4 separate regions of the Homo sapiens genome follow, and all the other regions are linked to region 1. A link is a contact called in ENCODE Hi-C or POLR2A ChIA-PET data. All regions are on one chromosome and are shown on one strand. Each heading gives the region's core, a stretch centred on a gene start or an enhancer-like site at or near the end of the contact. The rest is flanking DNA. Distances are from core to core; before and after follow the strand shown.

What was found. A loop is a pair of places that touch in the nucleus more often than their neighbours do. ChIA-PET counts read pairs that join two places held with the same protein, here RNA polymerase II (POLR2A). Pooled maps may share reads with other maps.
Region 2: a loop to region 1 is called in a pooled map, with 4 times the contacts of the local background. The contact joins the enhancer-like site here to the promoter of GPR88 in region 1. A Hi-C loop is called at or near these places in 5 of 37 single-sample maps with no recorded cell type and 4 of 50 pooled maps. POLR2A ChIA-PET finds 5 or more read pairs at or near these places in 1 of 52 experiments (OCI-LY7).
Region 3: a pooled map shows a loop between it and region 1 (4-fold over the local background). The contact joins the promoter of AGL here to the promoter of GPR88 in region 1. A Hi-C loop is called at or near these places in 5 of 50 pooled maps.
Region 4: a loop to region 1 is called in a pooled map, with 3 times the contacts of the local background. The contact joins the enhancer-like site here to the promoter of GPR88 in region 1. A Hi-C loop is called at or near these places in 4 of 37 single-sample maps with no recorded cell type and 4 of 50 pooled maps.

What each region holds. Positions count from the first base shown.
Region 1 is chr1:100,535,352-100,543,332 of GRCh38, forward strand. It overlaps GPR88 (G protein-coupled receptor 88), which reads left to right and starts at 2,788. Exons shown (of 2, transcript NM_022049.3): 1 at 2,788-3,151; 2 at 3,543-6,670. The coding sequence starts at 3,616. The coding sequence ends at 4,770. RefSeq lists enhancers at 3,212-4,061, 3,510-3,909, 4,062-4,910 and a silencer at 4,180-4,349.
Region 2 is chr1:101,431,704-101,439,684 of GRCh38, forward strand. No RefSeq gene overlaps it. Among named protein-coding and RNA genes, the nearest start is that of LINC01307, 110 kb to the left of the region's middle. RefSeq lists an enhancer at 4,683-4,852. Within about 2 kb of position 4,633, at least 3 of the 41 ENCODE cell types and tissues checked have a DNase peak (open chromatin) inside an H3K27ac peak, as active enhancers do; they include OCI-LY7, where a contact is called at or near this core.
Region 3 is chr1:99,845,056-99,853,036 of GRCh38, forward strand. AGL (amylo-alpha-1,6-glucosidase and 4-alpha-glucanotransferase) reads left to right here and starts at 5,306. Exons shown (of 34, transcript NM_000642.3): 1 at 5,306-5,360; 2 at 5,920-6,069. The coding sequence starts at 5,988. RefSeq lists enhancers at 4,452-5,426, 4,627-4,776, 5,427-6,400 and a silencer at 4,957-5,276.
Region 4 is chr1:101,108,095-101,116,075 of GRCh38, forward strand. No RefSeq gene overlaps it. Among named protein-coding and RNA genes, the nearest start is that of DPH5-DT, 86 kb to the left of the region's middle. Within about 2 kb of position 4,462, at least 14 of the 41 ENCODE cell types and tissues checked have a DNase peak (open chromatin) inside an H3K27ac peak, as active enhancers do.

The DNA.
Region 1 (7,981 bases), core at 1,538-4,037:
AGAAGGAGAAAATGAGCACTTCCATCAGGAAGGGGAAGTGAGCTGTGTGTAGGCACCATGAGAAGGAGGTGAAGTTCCAGGGGAGTTTTATGAGGTTGTGGTGAAATCAGCATTTTTGTAAGTCTGAAGGGGAGCAAGCAGTGGAGAGCAGAGAGACTGACAAGAGACAGCAGAAAGCAGATGACTGATGGGGCAAGTTCCTGCTGAAGGTGGGAGGAAAGAGATGCTCATAAAAGTGAATTACTGTTTCACCGTGGAGAAAACATAAATGAAATCATTTACACTGCCATTCACTTATTAATTCAGTAAGTATTGATTAAGTTTCTACTATGTCCCAGGCACTGACCTGGTGCTGGAAATAAGATAGAAAAAATTCCCACCCTATATTATGTAAGTTCATTAACTTAAAACAAAAGGAAAACCAAATCCAGAAACAAACAAAAATTTGGCCCCTGTCAGGCCAGCGCTAAGGGAGGCATGGTCTTGGAGGAAGTGTGTGTGACTGCCAGGCACTGGAGTCCCTCAGCAGGAATGCTGCTCGTCTCAAAGGCAACACAAAGTGGCAGCTGGGACCAGGGATCCAGAATTTGAATACCCTCCCACCACATTCTATCAGAGAGTCCTTTAGGACTATGTTAATGTGAGAGAAAAAACTTTACTTCAATGGCAAGTTTTAACTATGAATGATTAGGAGAGTCTCCTTTCTCCTGAAACATTGCTCTTAGGGACAGAGTGGAAAAGACTCCTGGACATATGGGCCAGAACTACAATGCATGTTACAGAGAAGAGGTATACGCCATGTGTCATAACTAGAAAGGAGAAATGCAGGCTTGCTGTGCTTAATGCACTCAAAACCTCAATAAGGACAAATGGCAATAGGCAAAAAGATGATGACAAATACTCATCTCATTTACATCAGTAAACTTGATATCGAAACCTTCAACCCTCTGAATAGCAAGTCACTGGTTCTTTTCTTTCACTTCCCCCTCCGGCCCCTGCCCCTGCCCCAACCAATTTCATTCAGATATAGCTTAGCTGGACCAAATCTATCAAGTCATGCTTATCCTTAATCCTCATCAGAGTTCTTGAAGTCATCAACTAACCATATTGATTTTGAAATAGAAAAAGAAAAGCAGAGAAGCTGTGTTTTGACCTCTCTCCTGAAACATTGCTCTTAGGGACATATGACCCAGAACTACAACTGCAATGCATGTTAGATAGAAGAGGTATATGCCATGTGTCATAATTAGAGAGAAGAAATGCTAAATTCATGAATAGGGATTCACAGAAAGTTTTAACAGAAAGGGCCTTTGAAGTGACTGACTGTGAACTTATTTGACAAGATGAAAATAATCCATCGCAAGGCTACATGATGGATGCTCGGCTTAGTATCTGGGTGTGCTGCAACCCCACCTAACATTTTTTTCTATTATGCCATGTTACCATATTCCCATATTGAGTTACATTTTCAAATACATGACTTTTCCAGTGAATAATTGAGAGAACTCCTTTTCTGAAAAAATTCCCACATGGAATGGATAAATGAACACTTGCACCAAAGAAGATGCCAACATCAGACTGCAAATCTCCAAGACAGACAAGACAAAAAGTTCTGAAGTGAAAAGTCATCTTTGTTCACACTGTGGATTATTCAGGTTTCTTGCTTTCCCCCTGACACACATTTTTTTAAAATTGACTTTATTTTTTTAGAGCAATTTTAGATTCATGGCAAATTTGAGTGAAAGATACAGAGATTTCCCATGTACTCCCTGCCCCTCGCATACATAGCCTCTCCCATTATCAAAATCCCCCACCAGAGTGGTTCGTCTGTTACAATTGAATGTACGTTGACACATCATTCCCCAAAGTCCATGGCTTACACTGATGTTTCACATTCTGCCACTTTGGGCAAATTTATAAGTACACAGATCCACTATTATGGTATCATACAGAGTAGTTCCACTGTCCTAAGAATCTTCCGTGATCATCTATTCATTCCTCCTTTCCCCCTAACTCGGGCAACCACTGGTCTTTTTAACTGTCTCCATAGTTTTGCCTTCTCAAGAATGTCATAGTTGGTAGCATACAGTATGTAGTCCTTTCCAGTTGGCTTCTGTCACTTAGTGATACACACTTAAGGTTCCTTCATGTCTTTTCATGGCTGGACAGCTCATTTCTTTTTAGCACTGAATAATATTCCATTGTCTAGATGTACCACTGACATCTGCTTTAAATCTTTTGCCCATTTCATTTTTACCCTCTAACCATTTCATTACTAAAACACAAAACAAACTCCGGAAAGGAGTTTGTTGATGAGAAAACACTGAAAGTACGATTTAAATTGAGGAATGGAGATTTTCTGTGGATAATTGTCTATGTTCCACTTTACCAAAGAAAAATGAATTTCAAGTAGTGCATAAAGTAATTCTCGTTAAAAAATGTGGGAATAAAGAGATCAGTCCTGGGTACTGGGAATATATTTATCTCACAGAAAAATCTTGCCCACAAAATGCATCAGACTGAGATGAAATACTCTAGGGTATATTAAATTTTATTCTAATATTGAAGGGAGGGAAAAAAAGGACGGAAAGAAAAATGAAACAGGATGAAAAATAAGGTGATTGGGAGAGAGAAAAGACAGAGAAACTTGTTAACGACAGGACTTTCTGAGCAAGATATTTTTCTTCCTTTTACAAGTTGGAAGCTATTGAATAATTCATGCCAAGCGTGGAAAGGCTGTCTTTTCCCTGGATGATGTATAACTAAGCAGGAGAGAGCTTCGAGTGGGTTCACCACATCAGCCACCACTCCTGCTTCTGAGCACAGGGTGCTCTCCTCTTGAGCTCAGCTTCTGCTTTTGCAGCCAAGCATTCTTGCTGCTGCTGCCTGCCTGCCCACCCGCCTGGGCTTGCAGCCCGCCACTTTACTTTCTCCAGCCCTGATACCAGCTGAGAAGTCTCCCTGCAGCTGCTAGTTCCTGCCCAGGACCATGTGTGTGGATGCTGCTTGGGAGAAGCGGGCACTTGCTCCTGGCACTGATCCCAGCTGAGTTTCTCCTGTTGATTTCTGGACCACTGATGCTGTTGCTGAGGAGGTATTTCCCGGCATCCCTCCCCCTGAGACACCGGCTAAGGACCAGCCTAAACGCAAGGTAACCTTCACCTCTTTCCCATGGGATTTTCCCCAGCTGGGATATCTCTGCTTTCTCCTGGAACTAGGTCCTCCAGCTGGCAACATATCTCTCTCTCTCTCTCTCTCTCTCTCTCTCTCTCTCTCTCTGTGTGTGTGTGTGTGTGTTGGGGGAGAAGAGGAGACTGTTTTAGGTATTGCTCTGTCCTAGGGCTTCCCCGATACCTGCTGAATCCAATGCAAAGTGGCCTTTCCCCTGGCTCTGGAGACATTTCCGAGGCAGGCACCTGTCATCTGCCACCCCCGTCCTCCTCCTCGAGCTCCCTTTCTCCCCCTCCCCCAGCCCATTATTCTGCTTCAGCCTTTTGTGTCAGTGGCAGAGGGCTGAAGGGATGTCTTTGCCCTTCTGGCAGGCAGGACAGTGTCAGGATGGACCGCGCTGCCAGAAGCCGACGCTAGCGAGGGAGGTGTGAAGAGTTGGCCAGAATGACCAACTCCTCCTCCACATCCACCTCCTCCACCACCGGTGGCTCGCTGCTGCTGCTCTGCGAGGAAGAGGAGTCGTGGGCGGGCCGGCGCATCCCGGTGTCACTCCTGTATTCGGGCCTGGCCATCGGGGGCACGCTGGCCAACGGCATGGTCATCTATCTCGTGTCGTCCTTCCGAAAGCTGCAGACCACCAGCAACGCCTTCATCGTGAACGGCTGCGCCGCCGACCTCAGCGTCTGCGCCCTCTGGATGCCGCAGGAGGCGGTGCTCGGGCTCCTGCCCACCGGCTCTGCGGAGCCCCCCGCAGACTGGGACGGCGCTGGGGGCAGCTACCGCCTGCTACGGGGTGGGCTGCTGGGCCTCGGACTCACGGTGTCCCTCCTCTCCCACTGCCTCGTGGCCCTGAACCGCTACCTGCTCATCACCCGGGCGCCCGCCACCTACCAGGCGCTGTACCAGAGGCGCCACACGGCGGGCATGCTGGCGCTGTCCTGGGCGCTCGCCCTGGGCCTCGTGCTGCTGCTCCCGCCCTGGGCACCGCGGCCCGGCGCCGCGCCACCGCGAGTCCACTACCCGGCGCTGCTGGCCGCCGCGGCGCTGCTGGCGCAGACAGCTCTGCTGCTGCACTGCTACCTGGGCATCGTGCGCCGCGTGCGTGTCAGCGTCAAGCGGGTCAGCGTGCTCAACTTCCACCTGCTGCACCAGTTGCCCGGCTGCGCCGCCGCCGCCGCCGCCTTCCCGGGCGCCCAGCACGCGCCGGGCCCCGGTGGCGCCGCGCACCCGGCGCAGGCCCAGCCCCTGCCGCCCGCGCTGCACCCGCGGCGGGCACAGCGGCGTCTCAGCGGCCTGTCGGTGCTGCTGCTCTGCTGCGTCTTCCTGCTGGCCACGCAGCCACTGGTGTGGGTGAGCCTGGCCAGCGGCTTCTCGCTGCCGGTGCCCTGGGGAGTGCAGGCGGCCAGCTGGCTCCTGTGCTGCGCCCTGTCCGCGCTCAATCCGCTGCTCTACACGTGGAGGAACGAGGAGTTCCGCCGCTCCGTGCGCTCAGTCCTGCCGGGCGTCGGCGACGCGGCGGCCGCTGCCGTTGCCGCCACAGCCGTGCCCGCAGTGTCCCAGGCGCAACTGGGCACCCGCGCCGCGGGCCAGCACTGGTAACCTAGCCGGGGCCCGAGGGAAGCGGAGATCCCCGGCTTCCGACGTCCTTGGGCACCGTCGCCTCCTTCCCTCCTAGGGCATCCCCTGCCTGAACGAAGACTTCCGCCGCGAAGCCCGATAGATCGGGGGAAAATGGGGCCTTCGACCCCAGCGGGCTACCTGAACCAAGGCGTCTCTTTAAGTGGGGCGCCCGAAGTCATTTTGGACGGCCACCTGATTTTTACCCTTTGTTTCTGTGTTTTAGAGGAATCCTAAAGTCAAAACACCAGAGACTTGAAGAACTTGCAAACTGGCGTTTTAAAATAACCGGTTAATTTATTTCCACACAGTTTGTTTTTGAAAAAGAGCTTTCATAATGTATAACCCTTTCCACTTTCATCGTCTTATATATGAAGCGCCTTGAGTGTGCATGAACCAAAGGAAATAACATTGAAGAAGGAAAACAATATGTAGAAAGTATTTTAGAAAGTAACCTGTCTTTGATGATGCTTCTCTTACCATTTAGTTTTTGTATATTACCCTGGGGCAGTGAAGCCCTAGGTGTGCCCACCAGTATGAGTTGCCATTAAGACCTCAAGCCCTTTATTCTTAAAAGGGTTTTTAATAAAGTCTTTCTCAAATGAGGTAGAATCTTAGCCAGTGAGAAAAAAAATTATTTTATGCTCCTTTTTTTTCGCACTCTTAAGACTGAAAATTGGCGTTGAGTGTTATAGTGAAAATTTTCCAGTTTGATAATTGATGGTCAGAGCCAGCACTGGAATTTTGAAAACAAATAAGGTGATTATCTATTTTAGGTACCGTTTCACATTTTCTATAGCATGCACACTTGTTGCTACCCTCATTTTGTAACCAATTTATTTGCCTTATGAATGTGATTGCAGCTTTGAACATTCTGTACTATAATGGTTGCTAAGAAGAATAAGTCCTTCTGTTTTCTCTTTAACATTTAAAATATCTCAATGCACATGATATAATTAAACACTAATAATACCATGACTGCATAGCTAATATTAGCTGCTATTGCATGCTCCTAGATGCTAGAACTTATTGGGCATGTGGTATACTGAAGCAATACCCGTTAGACAAGGATATTTTACTTCTTCCAGACACCAGAAGAAATGGCCTTCAATTATTTGAAAAGAGACACAGAGACACCTCTGGCTACCTAGAGTTCTTCCTGTCTTGACCCAATTTATGAGAAAGCTCCCAGTTGGGACTTTATCTCACAAGTGGAATCACAGTCAAGACGGATCAATAATATGGTTTGGCTCAGCAAAGCCAGCTGTGCTCTTTTAGGGTTTAAACAAGCCACACGTTAGAAAGCAACACTGTTTTTATGTAGTTCATATATATTACCATGACATTTAACATCAATATCGTATATGTTGAAGGAGGTATAATAAACTCAGTCATATATAGTGAACAGTTCAAATGGGAAAGTGTTCTAAAACATATTATTTGAGATTTGTCATATTCATCTTTGGTTTACTAAATTTACTTAGAAATATTTGAAATGCAAAATTGTGTGAAATCACCTTATCAAATTAAAATGGGAAGAAAGTAATTTTAATAATTTTTAATAATCATATGTCAGCATTCTGACTACTTACCACATCAAATCTGGGCCCAAACAGCCTCAGTTAACTGCATAATTCAGGAACAAAACCAGCTTGCTTTGTTGCACGCCTGGGCAATTTCAGCCAGGACATTAGGACCACTTGTTGTACATCTGAATAATTATGGAAGTTGGGACATGTTAAGGAAAACAAATATGTTCATCACCAACAATCAGCTGTCATTTTATTAATCTATCCCTTTTGTGCATGCACCATTTCTCTCTTACTAACAGTTTCATCTGTTCACATTTTCCTTGATTCAAATATTAAAGTTCAGACAACTATTCTGAGTTTTTTTTCTTCTGTCTCTGGTTTCCTTGCATACCTCCTTGAGAACGTTGTAACAGAGGATATGGTATTCCAAAGCACTAGTGATGAAAGTAACTTCTTCTTGCTGGCTTTATCTAATTTTAGTTTGTACAGTTATTTCTACTTTATATAATTAAATAAGGCCCACATACCAGCATCAAAGAGAAATAGGTAAAATTTCCTTTCTGTAAGTGTTGGGGAATAAGTTACAACAACAGAGAGCTGAGAATTTTCCTTTTGGGGTGGGGCTGGAGGGGGGATGCTTTTCTAAGTCTCTGTCAAAAAGGTCTTCTTTTAATTAGAACTTTATCTCTGTTTCTCACTGTAAATGGCTGTGAATGACTTCCCCCGCTATTCCTATAAACATCTGCCACGCATATGAAGTCAGCTTTCCAAGTGGTATCTTGATATCTTGCAATGTTTCTGGCTAGCACTGAGAATCATCTTATACTGGCTCCATGCCAATGGGAGACCTACTTTAGCTTAATTTACTGGTAATTAACTCCACAGGACTGATTCACTTTTAATTTCAAGGTAGTAATGATGTGTCTGAAAATGGCTTACCAGGGCACTAGCTGTGAGTGTTGGAGTTGTTGGATTTACAAATTAACAGAGATCATGTTTTTATTTAAATGAAACCACGTATTATCCACTCAGGAATAAAAAAAATCCTAATTGCTGTTGTGGGCTTCCCTATTTTGCCTTTTCTACTTTTTTCTCCCTTTAGATATATGCCTGTTAAGACATATAGCACCTGCCTCTCTTCCCCTTGCATTTTAAATAGCTAAATTCTAGGATGTAATAGAATTACATATTACCCCTAGCACTTCCCTTCTTCCAAATTGTAGTATGTGAATAAACAAGAATTGTTTTTCACAAAAGCATCCACAGGTGATCTTTGTTTTAAACAAGACAGGGAGGGTTCCAAGATCAGACAAGTTTTCCTGTGTCTCAGAATTAGGGAGAAAATTTCTACAATGGGGGTATTGTTTTTTTTTCAGGAGGACCCAGTTGGAGGATAGAGTGGGGCTGAGGAAGGGGGAAGGGGCTTATTTTAATCCTCACATAGAGAAAGTCCTTGAAAAGACCTGCTTACCAATGGAATGTCAGCTTGCTTTAAACTAATGGGCAGTGCAAGCTTGTTTTTCTGATAATAACCACATTGGTCAACTTCACTGTCTCATGTGTGACCTTTCTTCTGTCTCCCAGCATTCAGACAATGCTCATCTGGCTCTTTAGTAGTCCTAGGAGCTGACTTGACAAAAGACATCAGTAGCATAAGTTAA
Region 2 (7,981 bases), core at 3,383-5,882, 900 kb after region 1:
TAGAGGAGGAGAAAAATAACCGAGGACAACTTCAATTTGCAGAGTACCCAAGGGCTGGGAAGAAGAAGATATAAGATGATTCTAGACTTGAACATTATATTTTATGTTCAAAGTATCCTCAAGATACTATGAATTTGTTTACACACTTAGCTTAACTTTGAAAGGACAACCTTAAATCAAGAAAACAGTTTTAATTTTACTGTGCCTAGTTCAAAGCAATGTCTCAGAGTCAGCTATAATTTGAGCAAAACAGTAATAGTTACAGCAGGTGCAGGTTTTCCTTCAGCCTGACCAGGGTCTTGTTGTCTGCAAGTTACTGAATCACTCTTGTCAATAAGACCAGTCATCCCTGTCTTACAATAGAAATTCCAAAAATCAATGCATCACACATTACTTCCTTTGAAAGCAGCACTGAAGATCTGTCAGTCAATAGCAACTACAACAGAAACCGTTCACGTCACCTGTTTCTCCCCACCCTCTCCATCTCTCATAGCCTGAAGAGAAGAAGCCTTGGTTAGTGGCTCCTCAGTGAGCTCTGCTTATCTGCCAACTGGCTGTAACAATAGTCAGTAAATACTTACTGAATATTAATAATGAGCCTGGCATTGTGCCAGCTGTTGGCTTCCATCTCATGTCCTTTTCATTTGTCATTGTCTATCACTACACTGTAAGTACCACAACAGATGGAAACTTCTCTGTTTTGTTATTAGTGTATCCTCACAATATTTGTTAAATGAGTGAGAGACTCAGGATACAAAGGTGGAATAAAAGCAGACGTGGTTCCTGCTCTCATAGGATGCTCGTAGTTTAGTGACGGAAATAGACGTTAATCAAAGAGTCTTACAAATGAATGAAAATTTACAACTATGATAAATGTGGAGATGAGAGACTTAAGAAAGAGATAATTGACCACAAAATGAAGGTCACACTAGGATTCCTGATAAGGGGCAACACGGTGAGATAAACTCTGAAAGAAGAGGTAAAAGAGGAATGATATGGGTAGGGAGATTGTTTGAGTCCAAGGAAGTTGACTCAAGGCCACATTGCTGAAGGGAACATGCTTATTCAAGTAAAAAAGCCAGTGTGGTGGTGTAGCAGAGGGAAAGTGAAAGGATGGTCTTCAGATGAGGCTGGGTAGGCAGGTGGGATCCAGACAAAGGCGGGAACCTATAGACAATGTCAAGCATTTGGATCTTTAGCTTGAGATTGACTGGAAGCCCCTAGATGAGTTTTAATCAGTAATAAAATGAGCAGATTTGCACTTTGTAAAAGATCACTCTGCATTGTAGAGAATGGACAAGTCATGGTTTAAATGGAAAAATTATTGCCACAATTCATTCAAGAGATGTGGTCAGCTTGGATTAGGATACAACAGAGGAGATATAATGCAGTGAAAAGATTTGGAAGATATTTTGGAAGTCAAATTGACAAGGTATGGTTTTAGAGTCAATATGAGGAGTGAGAAAGAGGGAGGAGTCAGGGATGACTCCTAGATTTCTGGCTTGCTTACCAGAATGGAAGCTCATATTGTTCACTGATAATGGTCACACCAGAAGAAAACCAGGTATGGAGCTGTAGTGTGGGGCTGGATGCAATGAGTTCAGTTTTTCGTTATGCTGTGCCTAAGTGCCTTTGAGATAGCAAAGCAGGGACATTTAGTAGAAAATTGGTATAAGTGGTTATATGAATCTAGAAGTCCCAGGAAAGGTCTGTGCCAGAGAAATATTAACAAGTGTGACTCTTGTGTAAATAGATGAAAATTGAAACCATTGGTATGGATATAATTGCCTGAATATAGAAATTGAAAAGAGAGACAGGTTAAGACAGAAATTTGAGAAAGTTTCATCATTTAATGCAATGTAATTATTGAATAACGAAGAATGATTGTGTAAATTAGAGAAAGAAGAAACTGCAGAGACTAGAAGTAAACCAGGAGATGGTTGTGTGATGAAAACCAAGGGAAGTTTCACCCATATCAAAAGCTGTGGAGAGATGGAAAACAATCATATATCTGTTTTCCCAACATGTAACTTATGTTCACTATTGTACCCAGAGTAACTAACAAAGTTGGACTAATAGTTGGATTTTAACAAATAATTTTGGAATTAATGAATAAATGTTCAACACAAGATATGAAATCTTAGAGGAAGACATAGGCCATCAAGGGAAAATGGGAGAAGTCATCATAAAATGTGGGAGTTGGGAGAAAAGTGATGATTTCCACAAACATATCCATCATGTTATTTGTGGTCAATTATTAGGGTTAGACTTAAAACCCTGACTAGATCACCTTTCCTCTACAGTATGTGGATATGATGGTAAATTTCTGAAAAGACAAGCTGGTCAAGAATATGAGTGGAATCCTACATCATTGCGGAAGACTTACAGAAAAAACAAGGCACAGGTGTGCAAGGCTGACCTTTATGGAGCACTTTTTGACTTTGATCCTTAGGGATTTCATCGCTTCTGCTCTGTAGCCATTTTGAGTTATAGGTTTCAGAATGAAATAAAATGTTGCTGCTTTGGCTAAATATGCATTTATTTTAATTACTCTACCAAAGACTTAAATTCCACATGGTATACACTGTCTATAATAATGCCCAAATGTCACCAGCTTAGCCCAGTGGAACTTAAGTCTCATTCATGCAGCATTTCTGTGCAAGTGTTTGGTGGGTGGCTCTCCCTGGGGTGATTTATGAACTCTATCTGGTGGCTGCACTGTCTTTTGGAGCTGTGGAGGCCTATGCTGAATTCTCTGCTTCCAGCCAGCCAGAGAGTGGAAAGGGAGCATTATGAAATATTTTTCGGGTGCTGGGCTAGAAGTAGCATCCATCTCTTCTACTCATATTCCATCAATTAGAACACAGTCATGTGGCTACACTTTATTGCCAGGGAGGCTGGAGAATTTGTCTGGCCATGTACCTGAGTGGAAAGGAAAATAGATTTGTTAAACCTGTCTACCTCTCTCCACAGGGCCTTTTCCTCTATGTCCTGCTAGTTTAAGGGACTAATTAAGCCCTGTTACCTTCCTTGTCAGAGAATTATCTTTCTTTGTTTAACATATTTGCTTTAAACTGTTTCTGCCTGTCTTAACTTTTACTTGAATGCCTTCTCTCCTCAAGGAAGAGAAAAACATGACTTAGGGCTGATTTCCCAGGATTGTCTCATGATTATCTTGTAGCCAAGAGGACCCAACATCTGGCAATCAAGTAGCCAAAACTACTTTTCTCTGGCTTTACCTTTGGAGTTACTTTAAAAAAAGTGTTTTTATAAGTTCTACTTCAACAACGTTTTGGGGAAAATGCTTACAGTTTAACAGTTTAGCTTTTGTTAGAAACAGTTGTTTTCCAACCTTAGGAGGCATGTAAATCACCTGGTGAGCTGGCCCCATCCCCAGACCTTCTGATTCTCTAGGTCCGAATGAGAATTTGCATTTCTAATAAATTCCCAAGTGATCCTCATATTGCTGGTTCAGGGATTACACTTTGAAAATCGTTGCTCCAAAATAAACTCTAAAATAAATTTTTTTATTTTATTTTTAAAGAGTACATCCTATTTTCCTAAACCTGAAATTTAATTCATATGGGAAGATAACACAGTAGACAATACATTTTAAGATCAGGAAAAAACTTAGAGATAGAAAATTGTAATCTTTGCTTTGAGCCAGCCAATTTTCAGCCAGCAATATGAAACTAGGCAAGCCATTTTACCTTTCAGATTTTCCATTTCTTTATAAACTAATGATAATAACATCTACTTTGCCTGGGACATGAGATTTTTGTGCCAGGCTAATCAGGAACAGAACAGCCAGGAGATCTGCTTGTTTCTATGGAAAACGAGATTTATACCCCATCAGAGAACTCCCTGAGGGCTGCCCACCTACAAGGAAAACTATTATGTAGCCTCACAAATGAGGCTGCTTTAGTTTTCTGGAAGGTAGTGTATTCTCTGCCCTTGAACCAAATTTCAAAACACCACCAGCAATCATGCTGAAAGGTCAAATGTTGAATCCTTATGATTCTCAACAAAGCTCTATGATAGAATCACCTGCTTTGAGAAAAAAAATGTCCATGCTCTGGCTTCATACATTCTGAGGTGGGGTCTGGGCATTCACAAATGAGTCTTATGTGGGAGCTGGGTTGAGAACCAACCTGTCAGTGACAGACTGTGGCCCCTTGCAGCATCCTGCCCTGGTGAGTGAAGTGAGTTGTATTGTGACTTCTAGCTTATAGATGATGGACAAATTCTGTGCACCACAAAGTTTGATTGCATTGGGGATATTAAATTCCCATGCAGTGAGCAGTCTATCACAGGACAAATGAGAGTGTCAGAGCAGGCTTTTTAGGGCCTGTGTTATTATGTTGAATGATAAACTGCTTGCAAGTGATTAAACTGCCTCCATAGACCTAGGCCCTCACTTTTTTCTTTTCAGATGATGCCATCTATCTTTGTATTTCTTGTTTCCTACCAACACACGTGTCGAATTGCCGCAAAGCATCTCAGTGCTTGAGAAGTCTGTTGAAAGAGATGTTTCATGCTTAATTTTCTTAGTCATGCAGAACTGGATCAAATCTGTGTCATAAGAAATTGGGCAACTATAAATAATCGTGGGTTTACATATTTTATTTTCAGGTTTTATTTTAACTTTTATCACTAGGAAAAGTCAAGCAGAACCATAATTTTGAGAAGGAAGTGAAACAGGATGGGCATGAGATGCAGATGGTGCTATGATCTGTAGAGCTTTCTCTGTATATTTCACTTGTGTTTCAGTTGTTTCAGTGGAACAATGAGCAAAAACTGAAGGTCATTTGTTCCATAAAGGATTTCTTGAAAAGCTATTATTATTAACATAGTTGACATTAAAGTAATTTGACCTGAGTAATAGTTGTCTCAGAACAACTTTCATTTGGTTCATATATCAGCACTAAATTACTTTTGATGATTCTAGAAAGAGATAGTTAGAAAACATAAATTGTAGAGATTCTGATGAACTGAATTCCACAGTTGAATGAACATCTTGGGACCAAGGTCTGTTAGTTTTTCCAAATGTACTGATAAGGAAAGACAATAATTTTGTGATGGAGCTGTTATTTTTAAAATTTTGACTGGAGATGACAAGAAATTCTCATCAGATGCTATGAACACTGCTCTTGGATACTTCCCTTCTTCTAGATACTTATTTTCTGATTATCTCTTTGCTTTGCTTTTTTTTTTTTTTTAGAAAATGGGTTATTTATCTTTTTATTATTGGGGTTGTAAGAATTTGTTTTTTTTCTGAGACAGGGGCTTGCTCTGCTGCCCAGGTTCAGTGCGGTAGCATGATCATAGCTCACTGCAGCCTCGAACTCCTGGGTTCAAGCAATCCTCCCACCTCAGCCTCACCAAGAAGCTGGTGCCCAAGCATGCACCACCACACCTGGCTAATTTTTGTATTTTTTTCTAGAGACAGGGTCTTGCTATGTTGTCCAGGTTGGTGTTGAACTCCTGGGCTCAAGAAATCCTCCCACCTTTGGCTTCCAAACTGCTGGGATTACAGGTGAGAGCCACTGCACCCAGCCTTTGCTCTGCTTTTTTGGTGACATAGGTTTGGTTTAGATGATTGCTTCTAGGAAAACTGTGTTAGCAACTCTGCAGTGTGTAGAGGTTCCTAAAGATGGAGAGGAGGCACAGGATTCTAGTTCTTGTCTTTCCAGCTAGCAGCGAACTGGGGTTTAGAACCAAATAAAATCAGAATTCCCACGGTGTGAGGAGAGGTACTCAGGATAAAACTGGCTTCAGACTCTGGGCAAGGCAGGGACTGGTCTATGTCAGCTGGAGGCATCTTTCCCAGACACTGGAGAGTGCATGTGTGGAGTTTCCACACTAGGCACAGTGTCTAGCTACCAGGAACAGAGGCTGGCACTGTTCTGCACCTATACCAGAAACTCAACAGAGGAGGCTTACTTTTATTCATATTGTTTTACTAACCATCCCCCACCCCATAGGAGGAAGGGGAAAAAATAACTTGTGAATAAAGTGGAAGAAAATTAAGATATAAAAAAGATTTGCTTGCCTTTTTTGTTTTTAAGGGTTTGTGAAGAGGCAAAAAAGGCTGAATCCCATTCTGTTCTTCAGGAATTATTCCTGAAGTATTTTGTTCTTTGTCTTAGATCAAGTCTGAAGATGTGAGATGTACTGCTACACATTGTTGTTATCTATTCTGTAGTGGAAATACACATTCCAGAACTGGATGTGGCATGGTGTAATTTTCCTGTCTAATTAGCCCTAGCACTCTTAAGTTAAAGGCTCACACTGCATGTCCGTTGGCATGACATCAGTCCACCACTGACTCTGACTGTCAGCAGGAATCTAAATATTTGGGCCAATGCATTTTGTCTAGAGCTTATATTTGTAGTTCAAAGAGAACTTCTTTGTAATGAAAAAAAAAGCATTTTTGTTATTATGTTTCCTCTTCTTTGGAATTAGCAACTATCCCAATTAAGCCTCTCTAACTTCTCCTACTTCCCCAATAGGCATACCTCTTGAACTGCTTTAGTTACCAACAAAAATGGGAATGATAGGTCTTTGTAATTAGCTTTTTAGAGATAGAAAAATCACAGCTATTAACCCCAGACTGTGTCTAATGTGGAGTCTCAACTTAATAAATTAGCTAGAAGTATGCTGCCTTTCTCTGTAGTGAAGCCTTATGGCAGCCCTGGCTTATGGCTGCTGGTTACTGATGAACCAAAAAGATTGTTGTGAGGCTATTTCTATTGTCCTACGCTCATCATCTTAGGTGTGGAAGAGTCATTAAAAAATTAAAGTTATCAAAGAATTATTAAAGATCACTGTTTCGTCCCTTCCCTGCCCCAGTGCTGGTACTCTCTTTACAACATCTCCCCCACGTGGTAGCCTTGATCCTGATAGAACTCACCTCATGAGCCTGAGGCAAAAATAGTCTCCAGCTTCCAGCAGACAGTTACAATTTGGAGTTATCCATCAAAATAGTCTACTTAAAACTGTAGAGAGCTATAGCTTAGAAGGAGACATAAATGTATAAATAGATAAATTGATATAAAATGTTGTGAGTGCTTTGATATAGGCACAAATAACTTGTTAAGAAACAACTAACTGCCTGGGAAAGTCTTGGAAAGATACCCTGAGGAGACATTGGAATCTGTCTTGAAGAATAAGTAGAAGTGAGTGTGTGTATGGGTGGGGGTGAGGGGGACTGGGAGTGAGTAAGAATATTTCCACAGAAAGAATAGCCGGTACAAAGATATGAAATCTGGAAAAGGCTGCGTTAAGCCAGGGCAAGAAGTTGAGAATGGCTGGATGGAAGGGCTTATGAAGTGGATTCTCTTTTCAGAAAGAGATGGCTTGAGCCTGGCTATTTGGGGGTTTGCTTGTTCAACCAAGAAGTTTAGATTTTATCTTACAGAAAAAGAGAAGACATCAAGAGGTTTGAAGCATGGGAGTGACTTGATTTGATTTCCAGTTTAGAAAGATAACACTAGTGGCAGTTTTGAATACTTATTTGATGGAGAAGGGAGTGAATCAGGGATACAGGCTGGGTGTAAAGCACTCTGCCCTCCCAGCAGCCCAGGTGGCCTGTTTTTGGTTCAGAAAATAAAGTTACTGTTTATAGAGACAGACTTAACTGGTTGTGATAGATCATTGCAAAATGTTATGCCTGATGTATGAATATTTGCAAAGTAAAATGGAAAATTGTGGCAATTGCTTGGATTATGCAGGGAAACAAAAATTGACTTGAAATACTAACATAAGGAATTTTAAGATGGAAAAAGCATAGATCAACGAGCAAAAGCTTTCTTTTTTTTTCCCCCATGAAATGATCAACTGTAATTTGGCTGGACGTAGTCTTAAGCATATACTCTTATAATCTCATGATTTCAATAGTATGTTTTTCTGTGACATCCTTATGGATCACAAAGTCACAATGGCATAGTATAAAATGGAATCACATTAAAAAATTATATTC
Region 3 (7,981 bases), core at 4,056-6,555, 690 kb before region 1:
AACAAGCTGCCGAGACCACCTCGGTAGGAGAGAACTTAACCCAGCGGTACTAGAGGAATTAAAGACACACACACAGAAATATAGACGTGTGGAGTGGGAAATCAGAGGTCTCACAGCCTTCCGACCTGAGAGCCCCGAACAGAGATTTACCCACATATTTATTAACAGCAAATCAGTCATTAGCATTGTTTCTATAGATATTAAATTAACTAAAGTATCCCTTAAGGGAAACGAAGGGATGGGCCGAATTAATTGAATAGGTTGGGCTAGTTAACTGCAGCAGGAAGACGCCCTTAAGACACAGATCGCTCAGGCTTTTGTTTATGGCTTAAGAATGCCCTTAAGCGGTTTTCCGCCCTGGGCGGGCCAGGTGTTCCCTGCCCTCATTCCCGTAAACCTGCAACCTTCCAGCTTGGGCGTTATGGCCATTATGGACATGTTACATTGCTGCAAAGATTTTATTTATGGCCAGTTTTGGGGCCAGTTTATGGCCAGATGTTGGGAGGCTTGCTTCCAACAACAAGCAGCTAAATTTATTTGCAAGAGTAAATGATTTCGTTTTTAAATTGGGGCCAAACAACATTTTAAAAGATCTACTCTAAGAAAAAAGGAAAGATCACCACCAAAAAAAGCCTCTCGCGTGTCCTCCTGTCATGCATTCAAAGCATTCCATACATTGTTTTTGACTAATTTATTATATCAATTATTAGGAATTTTTAAAGGACTTTTCCTATGCAAACTCTAAGAGCTCAAGTTTTGTTTTGAATAGAAATACAACTATATTTACCACTATTTATGTACATCTCAATACATTTTCTAATAAATATTTATTGTATACTGACTAATCCTCATTTCATTCTTAGGTTCTGCCTTTTTTTTGTTTTCTAATTTGGGCTGAAACAATTACGCTCTGATTTTGCTCACTGAATTCACTCTTATATCCCCTCTTCACAAAGTAAGAAACTTTCTGGAAACTTTGGCCTCTGCCATGCACTGGGAACCTCCTCTTCATCTAATTTGTCTGACTACCATCTTGAACCCAGCAAGGACAACTAGATGTGACCCCTTCTTTTTTAAAAAAACTATTATTAAAAGTCTATCATGTGCTAAGTGCTAGAATAGATGCTTCAAATGCTTTCTTTTTTTCTTCTAATCTTCATGCCAAATTTGCAAGTGAGGTCTTGTTCTCTCCATTTTATGGGTGATCAATCGTGATTCAGAGTGATTAAAACGAATCCAAGGTTTGTTTGCCTCTAAAGTCTGTTTTCTATCTCACTTTAAGAAAATCTCTCTCTGATTTTCCATACCTCTGTATCATTACATTCAAGTCTTCCACTTCTCCAACTTCAACTCTATTTCTTTTCCCTGCTTCCCTTTTGCTTCTCACTGGCTGTATCTGGATATTTCAAAAGTACAGAATAAGTTGTTCAATTTAGAAGGGATTCTGAAAACACAAATCCAAATTTTACAAAGTAAAATTATGACATGATAATAATGGTGCACTCTGAAATAAAGTGCACAGAAAATGCCAAAGAATATAAAAACCAAATATAAGGCAGCCCCGTCCATTTCAGATCCACAAGGTCACAGGATTAGGACCTAATTATAAATAATAACCCAAATAACTCTTTTCCTTTCAGAAAGCATACATACATACACACAACCCTGGAGAAAGTCTTTTCCAACTACAGTCCTCCTCCCACTCCCCAAATGCATTAACTTCAATGTTTTAGAAAGCACTAGAGTCACTGCCAAATAGTTGAGGTTATCCATCAGATGTTCCCCAAGGTGAGCCTTCTCCTGACAACTACAGCATGAGATTATTGTGTATATATAGATCACTGTCATGCACAGGACAGGCACATGACAAATGTGCATTAAAATGAAGGCTGCACATGGCACCACTGTAGCCCTAGACTGCAAACTCATTGGCATTCCAAGAACTTCACAAATAGCACAATAATGTGACTTTTCTTTTTTAAAAAGGACACTATGTAGCTTGTAAAATTAATCTTAGAGGCACATCATATTAATCATGGTTCCATTACTTAGCAGTCTTCATTTTCATTCAAAATATGAAATTTCCAAGATTAAGATGATTTGGATTTACAAATCTTGTAAAATTCAAGCATTTGTATGAGAATAAATCACTACTAAAGGAATTGATGTCATCAATATCTTTTACTCCTTATATCTAATTGCAACACTGGGCATTAAAGTGAGAGTTTTACTGGAGGAAGGACAGCAAGAAAGGCTAATTTTGGAGCCCTGGAGAACAGTGATCAACAGGAGGGCAGTGTAATGAGATAGTCATAGGAGAGACTGAAAGTGGGAGGGGGCATGGAAAGGGAGAACTTGAAGACAAACATAAATGTGATCTGTTTTCACAACATGGTCAGGGCCTCACTCTGCTAACATTTGTATGTACGCTAGTACTTAGTCTCTATCAGGCACAGTTCTAAGCCCTCATTTACTTAACAATAGATACTACTTTCATCCCCATTTTATAGTTGCAAAAACCAAGGCCCAAAGAGGTTGAGTACCATGCAAAGCTTCACAGCTAGTTAGTGGCAGAGCTGGGATTCAACACCAGGCACCACTTCATAATCATGAATTATCATTTTACACAGCATGCAATCTAGAACAATCACTTTCAATCTTGTTTTTAACCATAATCCTTCCAGTAAGAATACATGACTCAGTACACCAAAACATAAGTAACAGAAATAGAAGTTTTGTGAAATAATACTTTTACCAAATGTAATGCATTTGGTAGTCCCAGCTACTGGGAATGGATGAGGAAGGCTGAGGGAGGAGGTTGAGGCTGCAGTGAGCCATGATTGCACCACTGCACTTCAGCCTGGGTGACAATGAGACCCTGTCTCAAAAAGTAAAATAAAATAAAGTAACTTTTTCTATTGGTTATATGTTGAAATGATGCCTTGGATATATTAAGTAAATTATATTGCTAAAATTAATATTACCTTTTTCAAAACTTTCTTTTCTTTTCTTTTTTTTTTTTTTTTTTTTTTGAGACAGTCTCGCTCTGTCACCCAGGCTGAAGTGCAGTGACATGATCTGGGTTCACTGCAACTTCCACCTCCCAGGTTGAAGCGATTCTCCTGCCTCAGCCTCCACAGTAGTTGGGACTACAGGCATGTGCCACCATGCCTGGCTAATTTTTGTATTTAAAAAAGTTTTTTTAATGTGGCTACTTGAAAATTTTAAATGACCTATGTGGCACTTAATATTTCTATTGGACAGTGCTTTCTGCTCATTCAGGCCAAAAACCTTGGAGTCATCCTTGACTCCTTTCTCCACCAATCCTGTAGGTTCTATCTTCAAAATAGTCCAGAATTCAGCAACTACACCACCTGCTATACCACCTCCCCCCCATCACCCCCAACCCCCCGACACAGAGAAAACACACACAAGTCACTTTCTCTTGCTTGAATAACTAAAATAGCTTTCTAACTGGTCTCCTTGCTTCCTTCCTTGCTACACTCTACAGTTTATTCAACTATTTCCCATAAAGTTGCGGAGCGATCCTTTTAAAAGGTCAATCAGATTATGTCACTCCTCTGTTCAAAATCTCCATGGCTTTTTTTCCAAAGTTTAAAAGCCCAAGTCCTTGCAATGGCCTACAAAGCCTTAAAAGATCTGGTCACCCGTCTGTGCTCCTGATCCCTTCTCCTGCCCCATCTGTCTGTCCTAATCTCTTACCACTCTCTTCTTCACTCAGCTATGGTGATCTTCTTCGGTTCACCAAGTATGCTCCTGCCTCATGGCCTTTGTACTTCCTATACCTCTACATGTAACCCTCTACCTTAGACTTCTTCTTTCTCGCAGTTTGGCATCACTTTACTGAACGTTATATTTAGAAATGCAAACCTCTCTCTGCTTACTCTTCCACACTTCCCCCTTCCTATTATATATAGGATATAACATATCCTTCTTATTATATAGGATATATTATATCCTGTATAATTTATTTAATTTATCTGTCTCCCACCAATAAAATGTAGGAGTTCCTTGAGGGCAGTGACTGTTTTATTGCTGCATTCCCAGCACCTTATGTGCCTGGCAAATAGTAGGGGCCAGAAAATGAGCTGTGGGTTCCCAAAGTCAGTTACGGACCATTTGCAACTAGCCATTCTCAGAAATCTACAGAAATAAACAAATACTTCAGTATGGGGTTTTTTTTTTTAACTTATATCCTCTTTGGACCTACAGTCATTCCACAATAAAGAATGCAAGAATCTTCTCCACACGCCACAAGTCTTAGTTAACCAAATCTTCTGTCCATTTTCTCATAACCATTAGGAGCCCTCCAAAAGCCCTGGAAGATGGGTTTTCCTTTACCCTCAGGCATTAAATCTCCTTAAGCATCTGCAAAAAGTTCTGAGTTACTGGCCTAACATAAGTGCAGCTTAATCTCAGACGATCTCCGGGTCTATCTAGTGTACATGAGGTACACCCGGACACCGTTAAGTATCAGTGGTGTTTGCACTCTCGATGGTTTGCAGACTGGCCACACCTTACCTACTGGGTCTGCATTCAGGAACATGTGTCCTGTCTGTTAGCACTAGAAGTGATGGACACGTGTTGGCTGGAATGTCAAGGCTGTAGCCAGGCCCCTTATTTTAGACACTTAGAAATCAGGACTCTGAGAACTTAGGCCAAGTAAAAATTATCAAAACAAAGAAACAAAACACGTGGTGGCACAAAAGACACCAGAAGCCAGGTCGTTTGCCCCTCACCATTCAGCCCTTCCCAGCAAAAGATCCTACTGTGCAGCTCAACCTAGCTCGCAGCCGGTACCGCGGGATTTTAATGTGCAACTGTGAGCTCGCAGGCTGTTAAAGGAAGGCCGCGCCTTGGCCGGTGCACCTTCCCCAGGGCAAGGAGAAAGCGCCGCTCCCGGCCTCAGCCGCAGCAGGCTCCAGGTCCCCCGGCCCGGAGCCGACTGAGACGGTGCGGTGCCCACGCTCTCGCGAGACTAGCGGTCGGGGCGGGCGGGTCGAGCCTCCCGGAAGTGGGCCAGAGGTACGGTCCGCTCCCACCTGGGGCGAGTGCGCGCACGGCCAGGTTGGGTACCGGGTGCGCCCAGGAACCCGCGCGAGGCGAAGTCGCTGAGACTCTGCCTGCTTCTCACCCAGCTGCCTCGGCGCTGCCCCGGTCGCTCGCCGCCCCTCCCTTTGCCCTTCACGGCGCCCGGCCCTCCTTGGGCTGCGGCTTCTGTGCGAGGCTGGGCAGCCAGCCCTTCCCCTTCTGTTTCTCCCCGTCCCCTCCCCCCGACCGTAGCACCAGAGTCGCGGGTCCTGCAGTGCCCCAGAAGCCGCACGTATAACTCCCTCGGCGTAAGTGCTAGGAATGCCGCTGGCCTCGCGGGGAAACGCATTCTTTCTATCTATAGCTCGCTCTGTACATCTTCTGTCTACGGCAGCTATTCCAGAGGCAACAACTGCTTCCCTCTGTTCTCATCTCCCCATTGGTGGCTGGCGACCCGAATTTGGGAATGGGGAGATTGCCCACCTGTTATCTTTGAGCAGACTAATCTCTTGTAAGCAGAAGTGCCATTCGGAGTCTCCAGAGCCCTGTGGCTTGGGGCTGGGAATGTCCCCCTGACTTCAGGCTTTCCTAAGTGTATTGCTTTTCTCTGAGAATGGTCTAGGTTTTTAATTTTTTAATTGTAAGAATCTGTAATACAGCATTTTTATTTCGGTCTTATTCGTTGTGCTCAAAGGCAGGAAACAACTATTAATTTGCCTTCTCGAATCTTAATAGTTATAAGATTCATTCTCTTTCATTGCTCTGCTAGGCATAAAACACACTTCGAACATGTAAGTGCCGCTGTCAGCTCTGGAGAGTTTAAGGCAATAGTTATTTTCGATATTTTAACTCCTTTTTGTTTCATAGGGGTAACTCATTCGACTGTGGAGTTCTTTTAATTCTTATGAAAGATTTCAAATCCTCTAGAAGCCAAAATGGGACACAGTAAACAGATTCGAATTTTACTTCTGAACGAAATGGAGAAACTGGAAAAGACCCTCTTCAGACTTGAACAAGGTCAGTAGCAAGTTGTTTTGATTTGCTCATTTGCGTCTTTTAAACTTTTAATTCATTGGCAGTCCTGTTAAATGTTTTAAAGCTCTAAGATAAATATTATTTCCAAGGGTCTAAAACTTGATTTGTGCAAAGATGGTGCTGTGTTCTCCATATATCACTAATTAATGTTGATTTGAATTAAAAATATTTTATATCCCTCGTGTTAGGATAAGGATAAAATAGTTCTCTTTTCTCTGCGTACTAATTCCCACTTAAGATTGAAGTTAAATATATGATCAGAAGATTGCCCATATTATTTCTAATAACATTTACTATTAAAACTTGGTAAATTACTTCATATGTAATTTTGCTTTGGGTATGCATGTAGTTTTGCCTTTGTATAACTGTCTCTTTTCCTTTGTTGAACCTTTGAATTGACAAAATAGATTGCAGCAAAAAGTATAGTAAACTATTGTTTATGTATATCAAAAACTTCTCAAATGTGGAGTAGGTAAAAGCTGAAAATATTTTCTTAGCAAATAAAAAGTGCAATAACTCATCTGGTTATGTTGAACTATATATAGTTGATCTGTATTTAAAAGATCAAATTACTTTTCTACAAGGCTAGTTAATAGATGTTTTATTTTCTTAGCCTTTGTAATTTTTCAACATTGAAGAAGTGTAATATATGAAAAATCCAGTCCCCCTTATTAATGTACCAAATGGATGTTGCTAGTCATAAACATTTCAAAGGAATTTTTAAATTTCGCTAATGTTTTAAGAATTAAATTTTTGAAAAAAATTTCACACATACAATGTGATATCTTCATGCCAAATCCGCGCCTTTTTCCAACTTTGGCATTTAAAATCACTGAGTACCTACTCCATTTTTGGCTTTCCTGACTCTGCACTTTTCTGGTTTTGATTTTTTTTTCCCCCTCCCCTGTTGCATATTCTTGTCAACTTGGTGTCTCTTACTAGGCTCTCTTCCTTTCACTTTTTAATTAATTATGGGTATCTGCTAGGAATTCTTTTTCTGTTCTCCTTCAAAGAATTAGTTACACAGTCTCATGGCCTCAACTGTTGCCTCTGTGCTAATGACTACTTTTGGAGGAAAAGCCTTGAGCTTTCTTCTTCTTGGAAGCTTTCAGCATTTGATGACGGGTAGATCTAGAGCCAGAATTCTCCTGGCTCTGCTGCTAACAAGCTGACTTGGGGCAAGTTACATTAATTCTGAGCATTCATTTCTTTTTTTTTTTTTTTTTTTTTCCTTTTCTCTTTTTCTGAGACAGGGTCTTACTCTGTTGCCCAAGCTGAGTGTTGTGGCATGATCATGGCTCAGTGCTGCCTCAACTTCCTGGGCTCAAGCAGTTCTCCTGCCTCAGCCTCCCAAGTAGCTGGGACTGCAGGCATACATCACTATGCCCCGCTAATTTTTTTTTTTTTTTTTTTTGTAGAAACTGGGTCTCACTATGTTGCCCAGGTTGATATTGAACTCCTGGACTCAAGCAACCCTCCCTCTTTGGCCTCTGAAAGTACTGGGATTACAAGCATAAGCCACCGGGCATGGCCCCAATTCTGAGCATTAATTTATTTATTGGTGAGATGAAAGTGGTAATTTCTGTTCTTCTACCTTTCTAGGTTTTGAGACTCAAAATTAATAATACATGAATTTTTTGTGATAAAGCCCTAAATAAATATAAGGCATTGATATGAATCACTCCATGTATTCCCACCCTGGACCTTGGCTTCAACCTGATATTATGCAATAGAATAGTATTAGGATAGCTCAACTTGGATATGCTTAAATCTAGCATGTCCAAAAATATCCCCTGCCCATTCTCGATCCTTTATTTCTCAGCTTCCCTGTTTATTTCGTGGCATCTCCATTTTTATAGTTCCCAGGGTAGAAACCTTATATTCTTTGATGATT
Region 4 (7,981 bases), core at 3,212-5,711, 570 kb after region 1:
ATTTTCTTATTGATTGAATGACTTAATTTATTCTGATGTTCAGCCAGGTTTCTTATCAAAAGTGGCAGAAACTAATTGGCTAACTGAAGTGAAGGGAATTTCTAGAGAAGGCTTCAGGGTCACAGAACTTAGAGGAGACTGGGGCATGGGAGGCTTGTAAATAGGCAGGAACCAAAAGGTCACCAGAGCCAAAAAGCATGAAGCAGCTGGGAGTTATTGCATCCACGCTGGATGGTCTGATCAGGGTGCCACCACCACTGCTGCCACCGTCCTCCAGTCCTGGCATCACTCATACCTACGAAGTGCCATGAGCAACCATCTGACTCACCTCACTCATGTGCTGGGCTGCCCAAGTCTTAGTTCTCACTTTAAGACTACACAGTTAATTCCCCAAGAAGAAACTGGCTAAGTGTCTTTTACATAGCAAGAAGCAGAAACATATGTTTTCGTCTTTTAAAAATAATTTTGAATTTTGTTAATGGCATAGGTTTTACTCAAGCATACATATCACAACATTAGAAGGGACTTTACTCTTCCTTTAGCCAAAACTCTTATGTTGAATTAGGCATTAAACAAGAAATAAAAGTGAGTATTGGCATTGAAGAGTGAAATATTAATATATGATGAACCTTTGTGAATAAGTCATGTGTGAAACAGCCTTGTCGGAATCAAAAGGTAAGAGTGCATTCCACATTCTTTGCAGAACTAGAGAAGAGTGTTGCATTCAGGTCATGACCCCGCCGTATTTTCAATTACCTAACTAGCCTCTTCACATGGTTTCCTACATCAATGCATTCAGTTTGGGGCGTTCTGAGGTTGAGCTCAAGCTCAATATGTATAAAACTGAACTCATCTCTTCCACACCTGCTACTTCTCCTGTTTTCCCAATATTGATAAATGCACCACTATCCAATCTAGTCACATAATCCAGAAACTCAGGATTCATAGATGATCATTCCATATCTTACCCTACACATGCTGTCATACCACTACATTCTGTCAATTCTTCCTCCATCTTGCTTTTTGAATGTGTGCCTTCCTCCCTTCCCTTTTGCTAATATCTTGGTTCAAATTCATGGTATCTGTATTTCTCACCACCCAACTTATCTTGCAGTTTAGTTTAATTTTAGTAGGTCCCATTGTTGCCAGTAAGCCAGTTCAGGTTCTTGTTTTTGCTTCACAAAATAATTTGAGAATGAGTCCAAAGTAAGAGTAAGCAAAGAAGTTTATTGCAAAGCAAAAGTGCACTTTGAGAGGCAGAATGGGTTACTCCAAGGGAGAGACAGCAGTTAGTGCCTTAGGAGGAATTTCTTTTATGGGAGTGGTACATACATATTCATAAAATACTGGTGAGGTCAAGTATGTAAAGGTAGACCTGCAGCTGGCACATGTACTCAGTATCTACATGCTTTAACAGGTATCACATGTAACATTAGCAAATAAAATCTCCACCTAGGGCTGTCTTTTTTACTATTAAAATGAGGAAAATGTTACTATTAATATAAGCTAAAACTTGACACTTGTTGCATATGTGGGATCCTGGAGAAGTCCCTGTCCCCCAACCTCCAGGCAGGAATTTGTAGCTAATAGCTTCTTGGGCTTTTGGTGCTGATTGGCTGGAGATGGGGGAAGCTACATCAGGAATATGGGGCTTCTGTTCTCTTTCCCGGGCCATCCTGGGTATCAGAAACTTGTAACCATCTGGTGGTCTGCTCATATAATGTAGGATCACCTATCTTGCAAAAGAGTTAGGTGCTGATGCACAAAGGTGCAGGTGAAAAGGACCCACTGGTGAAAGATGCCTGCTAGGCTTCACAAAAGGGGACAAATCTGTATGGCCTTCTACCCTCACCCTGCCTCACCATAGGATATCAAGTGTAGGCCATTAATTGCAGTGTCAGCCATATATCTCACGACTTATTCCCATTTTATCTGGGCTACCTAAATTCTGAATATATCCTCCATTTTCATGTAACTTAGCTTTTAATATGTTGCTGTTTAGTTAATCTTTCTACCTGCTTCAATCACTGCTGTCCTTCTTGTTTGCTTGGTAAACTTCTACTCCAAACTTCCAGTTTCAGTTTTACTGAATTTTCCCTGAAGACCTTCCCATATCAACCACCACCTTCCCAAGTAGACTCAAGCAAAGATTTCCTCTGAGCTCCCATAGCACCTGTACATACTTCCCTAGATCGCTTCCATACTCATTATTTGTTTATATGTCTGTTTTTCCTTTTGGACTGGAAGCTTCTTGAGTGCTGGGACTGTTGCTCGTTTACAGTTGTGTTTTCTCCCCTTAACACATGCATTTAGTGCCTGGTTCACCATAGGCAATGAAACATGATTGTTTAATAAATGAATGAAGCATGCATCATTGAATAGAGCATGTAGACAAAGATGAGACTGTAGAAAACTCCAGAAGTCAAGCTGAGGGAGTGCCTTTGTACCCTGACTGTGTCCTGCCTTTTACCCAAGCTGCACTCAAAATGGAGGAACTTCAGGAAAGTAGCCCTTATCAATCCCAGATTCTAAAACCTCTTCTCCCTTGTTTTCCCCAATTATTATTTCCTCATTGCATACCTAGACTACAAACTCTGCCTTCTGCTCCCATTTCTAGCCTAGAACTTGCCTCGGAAACACCTCACCGTGGATTTGGTCCATTCACCTGTGAGCCTCAGTGTTCCTCCTTACACACAGTTTATTCCGTCTTCTTCTTGCCATTTTATCTCAAGTGACTACATTCTGAGCCAGCCTTTGACCCCCCAGACTATGCTTCAGTGTTGGTTCTTATGTCCCACACTGCTTTGAGGGGTCAGGCCTAAAGGTAGGGAGAGATGTATAAGGCAGTGCCATGATAAATATCAGCCTAATTTCACGAGAGAAATAAAAGAGTCACGGGAGAGAGTCCAGAGTACCACCCTGACAATTTTATCTGAAAACATCTCTTTGTTTTAATGCCGCTTTTCATAGCCTAGTATACACATACCACATGAGTCCACACATGCATGCCTTCTTCCTTTCATTTATTTCTTTTGGCCTTTATTGAGCTCTTTCTGATCACCAATCACTATGCTAGGCTCTAGAATAAAATATTTCAGAATAAAGAAGTTTCCCCTGCTCTTCCAATTGCTTATAATCTGGGAAGGAAAGATAGTTCCATGAGTGATAATTACAGGATAATAAAATAAATATGTCAATTGAACACTGGCCCAATAGTAACAAAGCAAAGGGAAATGCAGTCATAAAGGTAACACCGAGTGCCTGACAAACCAAGAATATTAAATACTTCATCCGAGGCTCTCCGTAACCCGCCCTATCCTATCTTTTCCAACCTTATTTCTTTATACTGTTACATACTCTAAACTCCAACCAAAGGTAAGACTACCATAGAAGATGCCCATTATGAAATTTAGACAGTTTATTTTGGGGATACATTTTCTTATAGTTCCATGAATACCAAAAGGGCTATGGCAACAGCTTGTAATTTCTATAGTCTTGTAATTCAACATGGCAAAGTAAGGTTGATCTATTTTGGGAAGGTATTTTGATAGGGTAACTTTGTGTTAAATATAGTCAGCCTTCTGCTAGCATTATGTATAATGACAAATAATCTAAATGTAGTTTCACAGATAATCTAAAGTCACGTGCAGGTTTACAATGTATTTTCTGCCTTCCTGCTCTGCCATCTCTCCTAGGAAGGATATCCCATAGTTTTGCCCTTTTTAGGCTAATGTTAACAATCACAATTTAATGTTAACAAACATTTTCTAACCACATGCCACTGTTGATATGTTTCTGATGGATAATGAGGAAGGAAACTGTTTAACAACTAAACATTGTCTTGCATTATCCCTAAATGCATAATCAGATATATGTTAAAATGACACATTTTTCTCTTGTGTGTGTGTGTGCAAACAACTTGCATAAAAATAGTCTAACTTCTGTACCAAAGAGGTGTACAATACATGTAACTATAGTGTTCACTTGTAGTATGTTAGAACCCACCTTTGGGTGGAGTTACACTACTGCCAACGGATTTAGTTGTTGTGGTTTATTCTAACACTTTCGGTCACTTTGAACAATCAAGGGTGTTTGATCCAACGTTAGAAGACTGCATTTCATGAGAACCAAGACAACATCTACTACAGCTGTCTGGGCCAGCAGCGTGCGTCACACCACAGACAGCCTGCCCAGCCACTTCTTTCCGGTTCCTGTTTTTGTCTGAAAATGGCAAAGTTGGGAATTAAAAATTAGTTGTAAGAGCCCCCAAATGTAATTCTTTGTAATCAAATGTAACTGTTGGCAAAAGCACATTTGTTTTTGAAATCAAATATAAATGTGCATACAGTATTGATTCCTTTTTAAAATAAATTTAAATATATCTGATGAAGCAGCACAGTTACACCCTTTTCCTTCTGCATTTTTAATCTTTATCAGAACACTAGCTCTCCAGACTTAGATTACAAGTGTGCTCTGTTTCCCTTTGCCTCAAACTCTTTCCTTGGTAACTAACTGCACTGCTGCTTCTGTGGCCTCATTTTAATTTCATGCTTCAGCAAATGCAATCTGGCCCTGCTCTCAACAAACTGCTTAATCAAAGCTTGCCCATCTCCCAACCTCATTGGCCACTTTCAGGTAATCATTTTATCAGTCTTTTTTAAAGTCTTCAACACCAACTATCTATGCACTCTTCTCTTTACTGTTGTTAACTCGCAAATATCTTTCAGTCCTCTTTTCCACTCTAACTCTTAGATTTGTGCTGAATGTCTTTGGACCTTTTCTTTCCTCTCTCACTTATTTTCTTCCACAGCTTTTTTTTTTAAATGCTAAAATGAACTTAAAAACACAAAAGTAATGAATGTCTGTTGTAACAATACAAAGAGTACAGTGAACTATCCAGTAACAAATTAGCTGTCTTTCCTTCTTCCCATATGTATACACACATACATTTATATATTTGTATTTACATATATGTATATCATATATTCATACATATATGTATTTACCAATGACTTTCTTCACAGAATTGGAAAAAAACTACTTTAAAGTTCATATGGAACCAAAAAAGAGCTCACATTGCCAAGACAATCCTAAGCAAAAAGAACAAAGCTGGAGGCTTCATGCTACCTGACTTCAAACTATACTAAAAGGCTAGAGTAACCAAAACAGCATGGTACTGGTACCAAAGCAGAGCTATAGACCAATGGAACAGAACAGAGGCCTCAGAAATAACACCACACATCTACAACTATCTGATCTTTGACAAACCTGACAAAAACAAGAAATGGGGAAAGGATTCCCTATTTAATAAACGGTGCTGGGAAAACTGGTTAGCTATATGTAGAAAGCTGAAATTGCATCCCTTCCTTACACCTTATACAAAAATTAATTTGAGATGGATTAAAGACTTCAATGTCAGACCTAAAACCATAAAAACCCTAGAAGAAAACCTTGGCAATACCATTCAGGACATAGGCATGGGCAAGGACTTCATGACTAAAACACCAAAAGCAATGGCAACAAAAGCCAAAATTGACAAATGGGATCTAATTAAACTAAAGACCTTCTGCACAGCAAAAGAAACTACCATCAGAGTGAACAGCCAACCTACAGAATGGGAGAAAATTTTTGCAACCTACCCATCTGACAAAGGGCTAATATCCAGAATCTACAAAGAACTTAAACAAATTTACAAGAAAAAAAAATCAAATAACCCCATCAAAAAGTGGGCGAAGGATATGAACAGACACTTCTCAAAAGAAGACATTTATGCAGCCACCAGACACATGAACAAATGCTCATCATCACTGGTCATCAGAGAAATGCAAATCACAACCACAATGAGATATCATCTCACACAAGTTAGAATGGCAATCATAAAAAGTCAGGAAACAACAGGTGCTGGAGAGGATGTAGAGAAATAGGAACACTTTTGCACTGTTGGTGGGAGTGTAAACTAGTTCAACCATTGTGGAAGACAGTGTAGCGATTCCTCAAGGATCTAGAACTAGAAATACCATTTGACCTAGGGATACCATTACTGGGTATATACCCAAAGAATTATAAATCATGCTACTATAAAGACACATGCACACGTATGTTTATTGTGGCACTATTCACAATAGCAAAGACTTGGAACCAACCCAAATGTCCATCAGTGATGGACTGGATTAAGAAAATGTGGCACATATACACCATGGAATACTATGCAGCCCTAAAAAGGATGAGTTCATGTCCTTTGTAGGGACATGGATGAAGCTGGAAACCATCATTTTGAGCAAACTATTGCAAGAACAGAAAACCAAACACCGCATGTTCTCACTCATAGGTGGGAATTGAACAATGAGAACACTTGGACACAGGGCAGGGAACATCACACACCAGGGCCTGTTGTGGGGTGGGGGGTGGGGAGGGATAGCATTAAGAGAAATAACTAATGTAAATGACAAGTTAATGGGTGTAGCACACCAACATGGCACATGTATACATATGTAACCAACCAACACATTGTGCACATGTGCCCTGGAACTTAAAGTATAATTTAAAAAAATAAAATAAATAAAAATAAAAATAAATACCATTGTTATCAAGAAAAAAACACACAAAAGTAATGAATGTCTGTTGTAACAATATAAAGAGTACAGTAAACTATCCAGTACAAAATTAGCTATCTTTCCTTCTTCCTATATGTATACACACATACATTTATATATTTGTATTTACATATATGTATATACATGTATATTTTGTTACAAAAGTTGGGTCATACTAAACATTGTTTTACAACTTATTTTTTCCTTTAAAGAAAATCATGAATATCTTTCCTAATCAACGCATATGAAGACACCTAATTCTTTAAAAGGCTGCATAGTACTATACTTCTAAATTCTTTATGCACATCTCTGCGTGGTTATTCCACTAGCTAATCACACTCAACAAACAAAACCCCAAGTTATAATTTTCATTCTAAACTGTTGCATATCTCTAAACTGTATTATATATTTAGTTAATAGTATCACTATCCTTTGATGTATGTAACTTGAAAATGAGCATTAAAATTTTCCCTAAGTCATGAGCATGAATTTCTCTATTAGAAATGTTCCCTTGGGTGTGCCACAGACGCTTCAGGCTCTGCATTTCCCAAATTGGGTCTTCATTTGGTGGCACCACTCTCAGCCTAGTAGTTCAAGCCAAAAATCTGGAAATCAGCTGTTTCACATTCCATGTCCCTGAGTGTATCCAGTTTTGCCACCTATCTCTTGGTTTTGTTCTATCCACTCTGTGACACCCCTAGCTGTTTGATAGGGTCAGATATTAATTCATCTTTTGATATTTAGCACCTACCAAACTTCTGGCACAAAGTAAGTGCTCCATAAATTTTTTTTTTCTTTTTTTTTTTTTATTATACTTTAAGTTCTAGGGTACATGTGCACATTGTGCAGGTTAGTTACATATGTATACATGTGCCATGCTGGTGCGCTGCACCCACTAACTCGTCATCTAGCATTAGGTATATCTCCCAATGCTATCCCTCCCCCCTCCCCCCACCCCACCACAGTCCCCAGAGTGTGATATTCCCCTTCCTGTGTCCATGTGATCTCATTGTTCAATTCCCACCTATGAGTGAGAATATGCGGTGTTTGGTTTTATTGTGATAAATTGCACAGCATTTTTATTCCTTTGTCTTCCTCAGCAGCTATATCCAACCAGCTAACATCTCTTTACAATGCTACCTCCTCAATAGTAGTATTTCTCTTTTATTTCTTTTCCTCTCCACCACTGTTAGCATAATACAAGAGCTTATTCTCTTTTATTTATGCATCCAGTGGTATTTGTGAAATATGTGTGATTTGGGGGATATAAAGTTGTGGGAAACATGTCACCTGGCCTGGAGAAGCCCATGATGATTCACTGAGGGGACAGATAGACAAACAATCATTCAAGTAACTTCACTGATTTTCCATCCCATGGTTTTCCCCTA